2 separate regions of the Homo sapiens genome follow, and region 2 is linked to region 1. The links are chromatin loops, found by intact Hi-C in ENCODE. Cell type or tissue: dorsolateral prefrontal cortex. All regions are shown on one strand.

Evidence for each region. Peaks named below come from ENCODE experiments on the same cell type or tissue, not always from the same donor. Only the 100,000 strongest peaks of a DNase experiment are listed, where the experiment ranks them.
Region 2: it touches region 1 in a loop (6-fold over the local background); 9 of 110 quality-filtered maps call a loop at or near these places.

Annotation. Positions count from the first base shown.
Region 1 is chr6:27,077,761-27,080,260 of GRCh38, forward strand. No RefSeq gene overlaps it. Among named protein-coding and RNA genes, the nearest start is that of TRP-CGG2-1, 13 kb to the right of the region's middle. RefSeq lists a silencer at 996-1,075. In dorsolateral prefrontal cortex, CTCF peaks have their summits at 1,318 (motif pointing left) and 1,521; a DNase peak (open chromatin) is centred at 1,296; H3K4me3 peaks cover 526 bases.
Region 2 is chr6:26,955,629-26,958,128 of GRCh38, forward strand. LINC00240 (long intergenic non-protein coding RNA 240) reads left to right here and starts at 1,365. Exons shown (of 3, transcript NR_026775.2): 1 at 1,365-1,555. It also overlaps the pseudogene GUSBP2. RefSeq lists a silencer at 918-1,387 and an enhancer at 1,025-1,723. In dorsolateral prefrontal cortex, a CTCF peak has its summit at 1,341 (motif pointing right); DNase peaks (open chromatin) are centred at 673 and 1,373; H3K4me3 peaks cover 1,745 bases; H3K27ac peaks cover 1,582 bases.

The DNA of each region.
Region 1 (2,500 bases):
AGGAAATTAATATTAATACAATGGTACTATTCACTTGATAGAACATGTTTAGATTCAACAATTGTCCCAGTGATACAATTTATGGTAAAAGATAATCCAAGGTCACATGGTACATTAATATGCAGTTGTCATCTCTCTGTAGCTTCCTTCATCCAGTAAAAGTTCCTGAGTCTTTCTTTGTATTTTATGATGTTGTTGTCATAAAAGCTTGAGACATTTCTACAATGTGCTTCAATTTGAGTTTTTCTGATTTTTCCTTGTAATTAGATTCAGGGTGACCCCTTTGGCAGGAATACGGTAGAATTTATTATGAGTTCTCAGCGCATGATGTCAAGGCTCACGTGCTGTTGGTGTGTTTCATCCCAGGCAGTGTTAGCTGCCATCACTTGGTGTCTACTGGTATCTATTTGGTGTTCAGTGTAATGTTACTGTTTTACTCTTTGTCATTAGTAAATCTTTGGGGAAGACACTTTGAGGCAATATTGATATCCTGCTCACCTAAACTTCCACCTATTAGTTTTAGCACCCATTGATGATTCCTTCCTGAAGAAATTATTATTATGATAGTCATCGAGTGGTGATATTCTAATTTCATTATTTCTTTTACATTTACTAGTTGCTTTTTCATTGAAAGTTAGGTCTTTTCCTTCTCCCTCATTTATTCATTTTAATTGTGGACTAATGGATTCTTGTAGTATCCAATAGGTAACAATCATTTAAAATCATTATTCAGTTTGATTCTCAAATTTTCTCAAATTTGGCTGGAGGGAGTCCCTTCAAGCTGGCTCCCTATTTGACAGATTCTCACCATTCTTTGAGCTCATTCTTACTTTTTGACACAACAAGATTCTCTAGGCTCATCTTGCATCTTGTTTTCAATGTCATTTTACATAAGAAAAAGTATAGCAATGGAGAGGCCAAGTAATTCATCAAATATTGCCCATCCAATGTAACCCAGCCAGAAATCATTAAAGTTCACATGTAAACCCCGAAACTGTTGAGACAGCCGAGTAAAAAGGGCTCCCCAGAGAACCTCCGACCCACCTGTGCACTGGGAAAAGGGGGTGGAGCCACGAAGTTAGCGTGGTTTGCAGAGGGGAGGAGCCCAGCCTCTTGTGTTCCTGTGTGGTGGGGCAGGAGCAGGTTAACAGGCCTCCCTCTCACTCTGCTGAAAGTATTTCTTTTTCCTTTTTCGCGCAATAAATTCCATTTTTCTCACCCTTCTATGCATCCTCAAGCCTAATCTTTCCTGGTTATGTGACAAGAACCCGGTTTTTAGCTGAACTAAGGAGAAAGTCCTACAACACTGCCACCATGTGGCAATTACTCCAAATAGAAGGAGAGGCTGAAGGACACACAACCAGGATGCAGAGAAAAAGATGGAGACAGAGTCTGTGCAAGATGGGATTGATACTGAGACTGGGTTAGCCACCTCTCCTAGACAGTGAAACAGATCGCAAGAGAGGCTGACCCAGAAAGACACATGCAAAACAATGGGCAATAGAACACATGACCTGAATTAGATTATCTGGGTTCAAATCCTGATTTTGCTATTCATTATCTGTGTATCACTGGGCAATTTACTCAATCTCTCTGTGCCTGAATATCCTCATTCAAAATCAGGGATGAAAAGAGTACTTATCTCAAAGGGCTATTTGCTCACTTATTGCACAAGTAATTTGGCATCTGATATGAACCAGGTGCACCTCTAGATGAGGATACTGTCACATTGAATGAAGACCAGTGACCAGAAGCCTGCCTCACAGCCCAGCTCAGTGAGAAAAATAATTCCATTCTCACCTCTAATCTCAACCCTGTGTCACCATTTATGTATAGTCCTTTGCATTAGTGTCTGGAAAGGTCATTTTTTGAGGGCAGAATGAATAACCTATAGAAGGATCATTCTTGGGTATAATGAATTAAAGAAGTATTATGAAGCTTTATAAGGCAGGATTAGCTCATAAAAATGGAGGGTTCTTTTGCTTTTCCAGTCCCATTTGTTGTTTCACAGACAAAGAATAAAACAATCACTGATGGCAAAGACTGCAAACTGCCAACGTTCATCGGTAGAGCAAGGTGACGCTCGTCCTGTCCAGGCCTGTGGTTGGGATAAGCTCAGAAAGCAGAGTCTCCAGGGCTGGTCATCATCTATCATAACCCTGCGTATAAAGAAAGCCTTGAGAAAGAAAAGAAGTGACTTATTATGTGTCTTCTGACCTGGTTCTCATTTTTATTCAAAACATTAGAACCTTGGGAAGATGAAGAGAGGGCCAGAAAAATGGGAAACCCTGGATACAGAAACTTGGCTAGCTGTTTACTTTTTCACTGTACATCTTTCTATTGCAATAGTTAAACCCCAATTAAGACTGAAATAACTCCTGAGGCAAACAAACGTAATTGTGGAGACAGAGGGGAAAATGTACTTCAGGGACTAGGATCCTGCAGAGGGTTTCCGTCTTCCTGACAGAAAAACAACTTTGAAAATTTGAGTCCTGGTAAT
Region 2 (2,500 bases), 120 kb before region 1:
GTACTATGCTCACTACCAGGGTGCACTGTACAAAAGTAACAAATCTGCATATGCACTATCTGTGTCTGAAAAAAATTGAAATTATAAAAACCAAGAGAATATGTTTCTAATGAATGTAGACTTTATTTGATGGACTGGATTAGAATATAATATTTTTTTAAGGGGAAAGGCATTGGGGGATGCACAATGTCTACAGGTTTCTAAATCTCTCTGGTTTCTCACCTAATTCATAGTCTCTTATGTCATTCTCATAGTTTTCATATTCTGCCTTTCCACCTCTTCTTTTTAACAAGTAAAATTCCTCATAGCATACAAAAAACCAATTTTATAAAAAACCCCTATTATAGATCAGGGACCTGTGGATTATATGCTATTAGAACTACACAAAATGTCTCTGTATAGTTTTCTGTATCTTTGGAATATCTTTGGGTGAAGCTGCAGACCTTCTTGGTGAGTGTTACAGCTCTGCGCAGAGCCAAACAGTGAGCAGCAGCAAGACTGCAAAGAGCAAAAGAACAAAGCCTCCACACTGTGGAAAGGGACCCCAGCACGTTGCTGTTGCTGGCTCTGGCAGCCGCTTTTATTCCCTTATCTCACCCCACCCACATCCTGATGATTGGTCCATTTCATAGAGAGCTGATGGGTTCATTTTACAGAGAGCTGATTGGTCTGTTTACAATCCTTTAGCTAGACACAAAAGTTCTCCAAAGTCCCCACTAGATTAGCTAGACACAGAGCACTGATGGGTGCGTTCACATACCTTGAGCTAGACACAGCATGCTGATTGGTGCATTTACAATCCTCCAGCTAGACGTAATAAGTTCTCCAAGTACCCACCGGACTCAGGAGCCCAGCTGGCTTTGCCTAGTGCATCCCGGCCGCGGGCGGAGCTGCCCGCCAGTCTCTGGCGCGCTCCCGCACTCCTCAGCCGTTGGGCGGTTGACGGGACCGGGTGCCGCGTAGCAGGAGGTGGCGCCCGTCCCCTCGGGGTGGCGCGCGGGAGCCCGCGGCTGGGGGGCGGGGGGCAGGGGACGGGGGCGGGGAGCAGGGTGAGGGCTCCAGCATGGCAGGCTGCAGGTCCCGAGCCCTGCCCCCTTGCCCCGCGGGGAGGTGGCTGAGGCCCAGCGAAAATTCGAGCGCGGCGCCGGCGGGCCATCACTGTTGGGGGACCCAGTGCACCCTCCGCAGCTGCTGGCCCGGGTGCTAAGCCTCTCTCACTGCCCAGGGCCGGCGGCGCCAGCCGACCGCTCAGAGTGCGGGGCGCGCCGAGCCCGCGCCCACCCGGAAGTCGCGCTGGACCTGCGAGCACCGCAGGCAGCCCAGGTTCCGGCCCGCGCCTCTCCCTCCACACCTCCCCGCCGGCAGAGGGAGCCCGCTCAGGCCTCAGCCAGCACAGAGAGGGGCTCCCACGGTGCAGCTGCGGGCTGAAGGGCTCCTGAAGCGCGGCCAGAGTGGGCTGAGGCCGAGGAGGCGCCGAGAGCCAGCGAGGGGATGCCAGCAAGCTGTCACCTCTCAGAAATACAGGAAGAACATCAATAATGTTCGAAGTTATAAAGTAGGTTTCTATCAAGAATAAAACATAAACGATCAAAGAATTCCTTATAAAAACATTTTTTATTTCTAGGAAGCAAAACGTAAATATAAAATTTGAGAGTCCACCAAAAAAAATTAGATGCCAGATTTCACTATAATTATCAGGGAAGCGCCCAAACGGGTTGTTTACGGCGCCTCGGGGAAACTTTCTGTTTCGTGTTAAGGGTCTTGAACCATGATGTTTAGAAAACCGTGGGCTGATGCTTTCAGAACCTCTGTGATTGTTGCCTCTGACACTGCATCCAATAGACTAGCATGTTGATTAGGGAAAGCTAAATTCAATAAAATACGACTGTAAGTGGGGTCACCACCTTGAGGGGTTATGTTAGAAGAGTAGATGATAAGGTGGTATCGATAGGGTATTGACGTCTGGGCTCACATGGTTGCCCGGGGCCTTTCAAGACCAATGACTGATAAGAAGAGGTAATGTTCAGGACATAGAGTTTAGGATTGGGGGACACTGTGAGTTAAGGGCCATGACAGAAGTCTTCATAAGTAAACTGTTATTGACACAAGCTGCTACCTGCCCAGGTGAGCAATCTGTTGGCCCAGAGGAGAGTTGCTTACTGACATAAATTGATTTGCAGAAATTTCCTGAAGCAAACAATAAGTTATTTATTGGTTTGCAGCCTTACTTTCCTGAAAAATAATTTTCTGGAATGAATTGTGAAATCATGTTGACACAGATGGCCTCAGGTTTCAGTTCGGATAATTAAGCTGTGTAAATATAGAAAGTCTAAGGTTTCTGTGTGCTGTTGATTCACAGTATGCAACAGTGATCATATTACTTTTATTTACTATGAGCTTCAGCTGAAAAGTCCAAAAGAAACTTTAATTTCAGATATTTAATGAAATCATTATAGCTGTGGTAATTTCCTTTAGCTGGGTGTGAGTGTGTGATGTGAGC